2 separate regions of the Homo sapiens genome follow, and region 1 is linked to region 2. Evidence: read pairs that join two places in POLR2A ChIA-PET (ENCODE). Cell type or tissue: HepG2. All regions are shown on one strand. Each heading gives the region's core, and the rest is flanking DNA. Links, peaks and the distances in the headings are about the cores only.

Region 1 (5,388 bases), core at 137-5,136, 68 kb before region 2:
ACCCAGTGCCTTCCTTCCTCTTCTAACAGCATTGGCTGCTCCCCTTTCCAGTTCCATGAAGCCACCATCTACAACTCTGTCAACAGCTCAAGCTGGAAAAGAATCACCATCCAGCTGCCTGACCATGTCTCCTCTAGGTAGGTTGCAAATTAAGGTAAACTTTGTGAAATTATCTGGCCTCTCTACAGAGTTCATGCAGTGAGCTGAAAACAACTGACAGTGTGAGGCAGAGCTTTACATGCAGCCCTGGTGCCCTCTCCCATCTTCCCTCCTTTTCTCCCTCCTCTCACCAACCCATGCCCCCAAATGGCAACTGCATGTTCCAGGAGGAAATTGGAGTGTGTCTGTAAATGATTCAGAGATCTCAGATTTCCTTTGACTTAATACCATAGCATGTACCAAACTCAATCACAGGCCCTGAATGACAGACCCCAATCCAAGACTGGTGTTGGCACCAGTTCTGCCCCAGTGTTCTGCCTTCCCAAAGGCTGCGCTTCTCATCCAGATACAAATACCAGCTGGGTGTGCAGGGCTGACAGGTTACACAAAGCTGCAGGATAAATACAATGGAGTGCAATCTTCCTAGAGCAGCATTCGGTTTACTCAAAGATTTGGAAAACGATACACCTGTGTAGGAAAAATGTACACAGATTTATTATGGACTAGAATAGGAAATTCACATGAAATTTTCAGAGAAGATACAAGCTTCCAGAATGGCATTTTGGGTTATACTCCCAGAGTCTAAGAAATACAAGTTCTCTCACCTCTGCCAGCAGGGTGCTTCAGGAAGACATTTGGGAAGCCCTTTTCTCACAAATAGTCCCCTCTCCCAGAGGCTGGAGGCAGGATGCAGCCATGGAAGTAACAACCTACTGAATCCCTTCTGCTCTCTGTGGTTCTTTCAGTGCAACACAGTTCCGCTGGATCCAGAAGGGAGAAGAAACTGAGAAGCAAAGCTGGGCAATTGACCACGTGTACATTGGAGAGGCTTGCCCCAAGCTCTGCAGCGGGCACGGATACTGCACGACCGGTGCCATCTGCATCTGCGACGAGAGCTTCCAAGGTCTGAATCCCAGGCTGCCAACTTTGATAGAGGAGACCAAGAGGTTCTCCTCATCTTAACATATATACAAAAGTCCACTAGGAAATGGATAGAAACTCCAGCCTGAGGGATCTGAGATTCATGACACACTCCTTGGTCACTCTTTAACTTTGGGACAAATTATTAAGCATAGATTTATGCAATATTCCTGAAGGCATTTTTTAAAATATAGAAATGAAATCTACTCCAGACATTCTATAAATATATAAGCATATAAATCCAGATATGCTAAATCAGGATATGGTATAGTACCTCACATTCTCTGTCTTTCATATAACTCCCTGCCCCTGCCCACAGCCCCAACACTTAATTTCCACTTCTGGGCCTCCCTCCTTCCTGGCCTAGCTGCCTGTGCCTACATACTTGACCAGTATCCCTCCTTCCTCAGCCTCTTCCAGCAGCAGCTGCCACTGTTCTCCTAAGATGTAGCTGAAAACTCAAAATGTTCTGGTTTCCAGGTCACTGTGACACGGACACACACACACACACACACACACACCCCTTTATGACTCAAAGAAATACATTTTCACTCCTTGAGTTTCTAGAGGTTGAGTATATATCCAGGGCAGAGAGTATCTACTCGACCCTTCACATCACAGGAAATTGCTCTGTTGGTCTGTTAGAAGGTATGCAGGCCTGCTTTCCTTTGATCCAATGTTTCTAACAGGTTTCAGCCTCTATCATTACAAAGTTCGCTTTCCATAGTTAACATTCTATATCCTCATAGCTTAATACCTGGCCGATAGCAATGCTAATAAATCTTCTTTGAATTAATCCTTAACACTGTCTTATGCTTTACTATTTACATAGTATACACCAACTTATTCTTCAGTCGCTTATTATCTATGATATCCCCATCAGTTATCTATGGTTAATATAATTATTCCCATGCTACAGGCAAAGAAACTGAGACTCAGGGAGGCTAAATGACCTGCCTAAGGTCACACAGCCAGCATATATCAGAAAGACCACTAGTCAAGTTGTTCTTTCCAATCAGCCTTGCTGTCACTCATGGCTGAGAGATTTATCCAAGGAGGAGCAGAGTTAACACAATTTCCCCCAGATATACAATGTAAGAATCCATGTTTTTGAATTCTGGAGTCGGATCTATTTAGATTTCTTGGTTGATGTTGTTTCCTTGAATTGAAATCAAATGGATATGATTAATGTAGACTGCTGCACATCTCTGATGTTAGAAATTACTTAGCCATTTCCTTTCTCCCCTGGTGTCATTGTCACTGAGACCGGCTGGGTCTGTCACTGTATTAGCTGGAGAATTTTAACTCTAGTCAAATGAGTGAATCAAATGTCTCACAAGAAGTCCTCGATGTCTGGAATTTGCCCTCTCTCCTGAACCTTAATTTGAAACTATTAAGGACATGTAGAAAAAATGTACTGTTTAAATCAAGGGGAAATGCAAGCACATACACGTTTGCTAATATAATATCTTACTTAAATGCCAGTAATTCAGTTCAGTGGTCTCTTAGAGACACTTGCAGTTTTATCATTATTTATTTATCCCAGCTTCATTACTGAATATCTTTTTTTTTTTTGAGACGGAGTTTTCACTCTTGTTGCCCAGGCTGGAGTGCAGTGGTGTGATCTCAGCTCACTACAACCTCTGCCTTCTGGGTTCAAGTGATTATCCTGCCTCAGCCTCCTGAGTAGCTGGGATTACAGGCACATGCCACCATGCCCAGCTCATCTTCTTTTGTATTTTTAGTAGAGATGGGGTTTCACCGTGTTAGTCAGGCTGGACTCGAACTCCTGACCTCAGGTGATCTTCCCACCTCGGCCTCCCAAAGTGCTGGAATTACAGGCATGAGCCACCACGCCCCACCCATTACTGAATATCTTATATGTGCTAAATATTGTTTTAGGTGCTGGAATCCAACGAGTTAAAATATAGACACTGCTCTTAAGAATCATCAAGTGTACATTAACCTGTATTTTCTACAACAAATCATGCTAGGAAAAAAGAAATTAGATAGGCCTCTCATACCAGGGTGAGAGTTCACTACTGAGACCCACCATTGGTAAACATTCAAGGCCCAGCCAGATGCTGTGGTATTTAAACAACAGTTTTACACGGCAAATACGGACATGAGCACTACGTGTTTTAGTAAACATTGACTCAAAGAAAATTGGATTTTTTTTCCAACAATATAAGCCAATAATTGCCAAAACAAAACATTTACTTTGGGAATCTGTATCTACTTAGTATTTTGCCTTTTTTTTTTTTTTACTGTAACAACATTCATTTTTTTTCCTGGATTTTGTTATATTTCTCTTTTTTTTTTTCTACTTTAAGTTCTGGGATACATGTGCAGAACATGCAGGTTTGTTACATAGGTATACATGTGCCAGGGTGGTTTGCTGCACCCATCAATCCATCATCTACATTAGGTATTTCTCCTAATGCTATTCCTCCCCTTGCCCCCTGCCCCAACAGGCCCCAGTGTGTGATGTTCCCCTGCCTGTGTCCATCTGTTCTAATTGTTCAACTCCCACCTATGAATTAGAACATGCGGTGGTTTGGTTTTCTATTCTTGTGTTAGTTTGCAGAGAATGATGGTTTCCAGCTTCATCCATGTCCCTGCAAAGGACATGAACTCATCCTTCTATATGGCTGCATAGTATTCCATGGTGTTTATGTGCCACATTTTCTTTATCCAGTCTAACATTGATGGACATTTGGGTTGGTTCCAAGTCTTTGCTGTTGTGAATAGTGCTGCAATAAACATAAGTGTGCATGTGTCTTTAGCGTAGAATGATTTATAATCCTTTGGGTATATACCGAGTAATGGGATTGCCAGGTCAAATGGTATTTCTAGTTCTAGATCCTTGAGGAATCACCACACTGTCTTCTACAATGGTTGAACTAATTTACACTCCCACCAACAGTGTAAAAGTGTTCCTATTTCTCCACATCCTCTCCAGCATCTGTTGTTTCCTGACTTTTTAATGATCACCATTCTAACTGACATGAGATGGTATCCCACTGTGGTTTTGATTTGCATTTCTCTAATGACCAGTGATGATGAGCTTTTTTTCATATGTTTGTTGGCCACATAAATATCTTCTTTTGAGAAGTGTCTGTTCAAAACCTCACCCACTTTTTGATGGGGTTGTTTGGCTTTTTTTTTTTTGTAAAGTTGTTTAAGTTCCTTGTATTTTGCCATTCTTACAGTAACAACTACTTAAACCTGAACTTGAATACTTGTTCTTAATCTTGAATGACTCTGGTTGGTCCACTTAATTTCTGTGACTGCTCCTTGTCCTCTAGGTGATGACTGCTCTGTTTTCAGTCACGACCTTCCCAGTTATATTAAAGATAATTTTGAGTCCGCAAGAGTCACCGAGGCAAACTGGGAGACCATTCAAGGTGGAGTCATAGGAAGTGGCTGTGGGCAGCTGGCCCCCTACGCCCATGGAGACTCACTGTACTTTAATGGCTGTCAGATCAGGCAAGCAGCTACCAAGCCTCTGGATCTCACTCGAGCAAGGTACCCAAACCTCCATATTTTAGTCCAGACATAGAATTAGTCACAAGCCCAGTGATTGTCCATTGTCTGTTAGATAGGATTGTGAACTTCATGGCACAGATGTCACTAAGCAGTGAAAACCTGTCATTTGAATTTGGGACAAGGAAGCATATATGTTTCACAACTCAGAATTATGTTTCGCTTAAATTTATTAGAGAATTGCTTTGTATTTCTTCACCCACAGTGGCTGAGTGGTGGTAATGTAGGCATAAACCCAGAGAAATGGCCAAATATTTTAAAAAATGGTTAGGGATAAACTACATAGATAATTTAATGTTGAGCACAGGCAAGTATATAAATATAAATGTGTATGTGAAATAAATTTGTAGCAATGCAAACATATGCCTATATTTAGCTTATGTAAGTACAATAAATAGAAATGGAGGATGGATGGATGGATGGATGGTTGGATGGATAAGACCTTTAAAATTTTATGTGCTATAATTGCTGAGGGTTAAATTGCTGAGGGTTAATGCAGAGTAGAGTGGGCAGAGACCTTGCAAATGGACTAGGGAAGTGACTGACAAAGACATAAGAAGGATTGAATTTCCTTCCCTACCTGCCCTTCCCAGCTTTGGCTACCTTAACCAGAGTAAACACAGCTTTTTGTCTATATAAATTCAAGAAAAGATTCTTAGGCTTAAAAAAGGTTGCTAGGTATTACTGTAGAGTATTTCTTGAATGCTGAAAAGTGTTCAGTAGCTATGAGAATATTTGAGAATTAGATGTGTTTGATTAATG
Region 2 (5,388 bases), core at 171-5,170:
TGACCTCAGGTGATCCACCCACCTTAGCCTCCCAAAGTGCTGGGATTACAGGTGTGAGCCTCCATGCCTGGCCTTGATTTCAATTTGAATGTGATTTCATTTTGATGAAAACCTGAGTTTTCACTGTGAAGGAGTTGTATTGACCAACATTAGTAGCCCTCACAATTCCACAGTCACCACACAAGCACTTAACCATGCATTCATGTTAACCTCTGCCTGCTCTGCCATTAACTTCCTTCATTTGGGAATACTGGCTTTAGTTGTTGTGCATTTAATATTTTATTATGAGGTATATAGTTCAAATGTACAGACAAGTACAATCATGTAACAAGCACCAGTTTACTTACTAAGCAGCATAATCAGATCTTCACATTTTGCTGTCTTTGTGCCAGTTCTTTTTTTTACAAACTAAAACATTGCAGATACAGTTAGTAGAAGCCCTCTACTATCCCTTCTTAGTCTCATTTCCCTCTCTCTAGAGGTAACACCATCCTGATCTCAGTATTTATTGTTGTCATGAGTGGTTTTATACTTTTACTACAAATATATGTAATAACATATACTATTGTTTTATGTTTTTAAACTTTAAATAATTGAATCCTCTCAGTATTCAACTGTGCCTTACATTTTTGTTGAAAATTGCCTCTGAGATGTATTGATGATGACACAGAAATTTAGTGCATTTCTTTTAATTACTACATAGAATTAAATTTATGAATATACCAAAATGTATTTTTTACTGCATACAAGTACTTTTCACTGTTATAAGGCTGCAGAAAACATTCTTGTACACAACTCCATATGCACAAATATGTTGTATTTTTATTCTTTAATCATTGTTTTACTCATATAAGTGGTATCACTGTGTAGCAATGAAAAAAACTATCAGTCATTCTAATAATCAAAAACATGACAATGTAATCAACTTCAAAACAATATTAGAATAGTGTGCTGATGTTCTTAACTTACTGCCTTTCACAAAGGTCACCAGCAACTTGCCTCAAACAGACATGTAAGCCTAAACTCTGAACCATAGAATAATTTAAAGAGTAATCAACCATAAATATAGAATTGGAAATGAGGCTAATATAGCTTTAAGAAACATTGAGTCAATTTAAGGACTGATCGTACTCTTTTTTTCTGTTTCCTTGACATATAGCTGGTCAAAATTGACCTAATTTGCAATTCCTCTTATGTGGACCTAGAGGGAACTGACTAGTATTTAGCCATTGCACTTAATATGAGCTTTTGTTAAAAGTACACACATTAACCATTTATTACTCTGGGAGGGAATAAGTCACGTTTTTTTAATTGATTTTGATTTCATTAATTACTGCCTCCTATATACAGATCAATACATTAGGTCCTCTGGGGCGTCCAAAGAAAGCCTCAGAAGAACTTGGAACACCACAAAGAAGAGATGCTTAGGAAAAGTCATCAGTAGGATTTTGGCAAGTAAAATGGAGTTTTTCTTTTTTCCCCTAGTGACACTCAGGAAATGCTTGTCTCCGGCTGTTAAGGAATAATTTCAGAGTACTATGGATCATGCTGAAGAAAATGAAATCCTTGCAGCAACCCAGAGGTACTATGTGGAAAGGCCTATCTTTAGTCATCCGGTCCTCCAGGAAAGACTACACACAAAGGACAAGGTTCCTGATTCCATTGCGGATAAGCTGAAACAGGCATTCACGTACGTTGCCTTTTAACCTGTTTCTGTTATTGTATCATTCAGTTATGAGAGGCGCAAGGTCAAATGTGTAAAGAAAATCTGTTTGGTGAAGTGGAGAGAAAAATGAATGCTGAGCCATCATGGTTTGCAAAGCTGTTCACGAGGTTCAGTCAGCGTTAGATATTTGCACACAGGCTTCATCATGAATTTCACCATATTTATTGAATTCCTACTATGCCTTTTTTCTGTGTAAATGTTAACATAACCAACATGCTTTCTAATTCTCCACCCACCTTGAAAATATCTTTTGTCTCCCAGGAATATTCCACCCACTCTCTTTTTTTCCCTATCCCTGACTCCTACCCTGTTTGGCAACATCTTGAATCACCAATTGGAAATTTTTCCAGATTGCTCCTGGGAATAAGGAAGGGAAAATGCTTTGGTTTGAATTCTACAGAGATGTTTCTCATTTATAACTTTATCTCTGTCTGTCTTTGTCCTTTCAGATGTACTCCTAAAAAAATAAGAAATATCATTTATATGTTCCTACCCATAACTAAATGGCTGCCAGCATACAAATTCAAGGAATATGTGTTGGGTGACTTGGTCTCAGGCATAAGCACAGGGGTGCTTCAGCTTCCTCAAGGTCAGTAGATCTTTCTTTCTTTCCCCCCTTGCTGTCCTCAAACAATTGCTTGACCTTCTGTTTATTTCATCATGATTGCAAATTCATAATTTTTATCATATCTTTCTAGTAACCTTTACCTATCTAAAGGTATTCTTCAGAAACATGTAATCCTTAAACCTGTAATCTCAGCACTTTGGAAGGCCAAGGTGGGAGGATCACTTGAGACTGGGAGTTGGAGACCAGCCTGGGCAACAAAGTGAGACACTGTCTCTACCAAAACAAAAACAAACAAAAACAAAAAACATAGCTGGGCATGCCTGTAGTCTCAGCTACTCAAGAGGCTGACATAGGAGGATCATTTGAGCCCCAAAGTTCAAGGCTGTAATGAGCTATGATCATACTACTTCACTCCGGCCTGGGAGACAGAGTGAGTCCCTGTCTCAAAAAAAAAAAAAAAAAAAAAAAAGCTCCAGGGATATTAATAGTAGAAAATGGTGTTACTACTTTGCAGATCAGTACACTGCTTGGGCATTATCTTACCACTTGCTAAGTCAGTCACTCAAGAAACATTTTGTTGTTATGGTTGTTGTTAAGGTTTGTGGCTTCTGAGTCCATATTCTAATTACAAGGGACCATGATATGCTAAATTCCTGTAGTATATTGCAGCAACTCTGTGGTTTTATATGTGATATAAGAACTTAATATTCATTAACTTATTCATTAATTTATTCATGTATTCTAAACAGTACATGTCTATTAGGCACCTATCTGGCTCACTGTCCTCATGGAGCTCACTAACCATCCAATCAAGGCATGAGATTGCTAAGCAGAAAAAAGCACATATAAAAATTTTAATTATAATGATAAGCAAAATGGAGGAAAATATAAGGTATTGTGAAATAAAAATAGTGGATCTAGGGCCGGCTGTGGTGGCTTACGCCTGTAATCCCAGCACTTTGGAAGGCTGAGGTGGGTGGATCACCTGAGGTCAGGAGTTCGAGATCAGCCTGGCCAACATGGTGAAACCCCATATCTACAAAAAATATAAAAATTAGCCAGGCATGGTGGCATGTGCCTGTAGTCTCAGATACTCAGGAGGCTGAAGCAGGATAATCACTTGAACCTGGGAGGTGGAGGTTGCGGTGAGCTGAGATCGTGCCACTGGACTCCAGCCTGGGCAACAGAGCAAGACTCTATTGGAAAAAAAAAAAAATAGTGGATCCAGGAAATGAGGTTTGAGCTGAGACCTGACTCAGGTCAAGAATGAGAGAAAATGCATTTCAGGCAGAAGGAATAGCATGTGTGAAGGCACTGAGCAGGAAAAGAATTGGGTATGGTACAAAGAATGAATGGAAAAGCAGTGTTCCAGCAGTGTGAGGGAGCAGGGGGCAGTGGCAGGCGAGGTGGGCAGAAGTAGGCCTGCAGAGTCTTCTTAGGCCATTTTTGGGTTTCATTCTGAGTACAGTGAAAAGCTATCAGCATTACTTTTTATTTAGGTTTTCTTTGTGCATAAGTCTTCTCACAGTGCTAACAAAGACATACCTGAGACTTGGTAATTTATAAAGAAAAAGAGGTTTAATAGACTCACAGTTCCATGTGGCTGGGGAGGCCTCACAATCATGGCAGAAGGCAAACGAGCAAAGTCACATCTTACATGGTGGCAGGCAAGAGAGAGCTTGTGTGGGGAACTGCCCCTCGTAAAATCATCAGATCTCGTGAGACATATTCACTATCATGAGGACAGCATGGGAAAGACCCGCCCCCATGATTCAATTACCTCCTATCCGGTCCCTCTCACAACACATGGGAATTATGGGAGCTACAATTCAAGATGAGATTTGCGTAGGGACACAGCCAAACCATATCACTTTGTAAGAGGTCACTGAAGACTGCTGTGGGGGGAATGGATTTGGGTAGTGGGAGAGGCACCAGAATGGATGTGAGGAGACCAGGTAGAGGTGACAGCAGCTCATGGTAGGCAAAGGTGATAATGGCTTGAACAGCTGTAGGTCAGCTGGCCAAAAATCAATTCCCTTCTAGCCAGTTTCCAAAAAAATAACTTGTCAAAAACAAATCACTTCCCCTAATGATCAATTAGCTGAGTTTTTTATTTTCCAAGTGACTGATTTACCATATTTATTAAATCTATTATACAAAATCTTAAAGCAGATTTGGGACAGATTCCCACAATCATTTTGGTGCCATCACCCCAAGAACAGAGAAAGGGACAGATTCAAAGGCAGGGGCAAGGGCAGGGTGAGGAGCGGATAAGGGCCCAGTATCTGAAACAGGAAGCAGAAGTCAAACTGACATTCAGTCAAGCTGGACTGACGGAGCTGCAGGAATGACTGCTGACAACCACGCAAGCTCACACTCAAAGAACTCCTCAGGATTCTGCCTAGTTGAATTCTCACAGTCATTCTGCAAACTTATTTTCAACCAGCTGACTTTCTTCCATCTTGAACTAGAATGGTGGCTGTAAGAATGGAAAGACTTTGGAAAGACATATGATACATTTTGTAGGTGAGATCAGCAAAACTGGCTGTTGGATTAATTTAGAAAGAAGGAGGAGGGTGTGTCAACAACAACTTTAAGGCTGATGGGTTGGATGTGTGGGGATGGTGAAGAGGAGGGATGGTCAAGAATGACTTCCAGGTTGCTGTTTCAACCACCTGAGGGATGGAGGTGCCAATTGCAGACATAATAAAGATGACAGGGCTGGGTGTGGTGGCTCACACCTGTAATCCCAACACTGGAAGGCCAAGGTGGGTGGATAACCTGAGGTCAGGGGTTCAAGACTGACCAACATGGTGAAACCCATATCTACTAAAAATACAAAATAAGCCAGGCATAGTGGCACATGCCTGTAGTCCCAGCTACTCGGGAGGCTGAGGCAGGAGAATCGCTTGAACCTGGGAGACAGAGGTTGCAGTGAGCTGAGATCATGCCATTGCACTCCAGCCTGGGTGACAAGAGCAAAACTCCATCTCAAAAAATAAAAATAATAAGATGACAGGAATAGGATTGAAGAGTAAGTTTGATTATGTTAAATTTGAGATGCTTGTGAGATAGACAAGTAGATATTTCATGT

The links. ChIA-PET counts read pairs that join two places held together with the same protein. Peaks named below come from ENCODE experiments on the same cell type or tissue, not always from the same donor. Only the 100,000 strongest peaks of a DNase experiment are listed, where the experiment ranks them.
Region 1: POLR2A ChIA-PET joins it to region 2 with 5 read pairs; 3 of 35 experiments call an interaction of 5 or more read pairs at or near these places.

The regions. Positions count from the first base shown.
Region 1 is chr7:103,485,417-103,490,804 of GRCh38, reverse strand. It overlaps RELN (reelin), which reads left to right. Exons shown (of 65, transcript NM_005045.4): 59 at 1-137; 60 at 906-1,063; 61 at 4,389-4,608. All of the region lies in intron 2 of SLC26A5-AS1 (SLC26A5 antisense RNA 1), which reads right to left. Among named protein-coding and RNA genes, the nearest start is that of SLC26A5, 42 kb to the right of the region's middle. RefSeq lists an enhancer at 1-1,126. In HepG2, for the core only: no CTCF peak of the experiment used is centred there; a DNase peak (open chromatin) is centred at 3,154.
Region 2 is chr7:103,417,665-103,423,052 of GRCh38, reverse strand. SLC26A5 (solute carrier family 26 member 5) reads left to right here. Exons shown (of 20, transcript NM_198999.3): 3 at 1,486-1,690; 4 at 2,176-2,315. The coding sequence starts at 1,539. Among named protein-coding and RNA genes, the nearest start is that of SLC26A5-AS1, 25 kb to the left of the region's middle. In HepG2, for the core only: no CTCF peak of the experiment used is centred there; no DNase peak of the experiment used is centred there.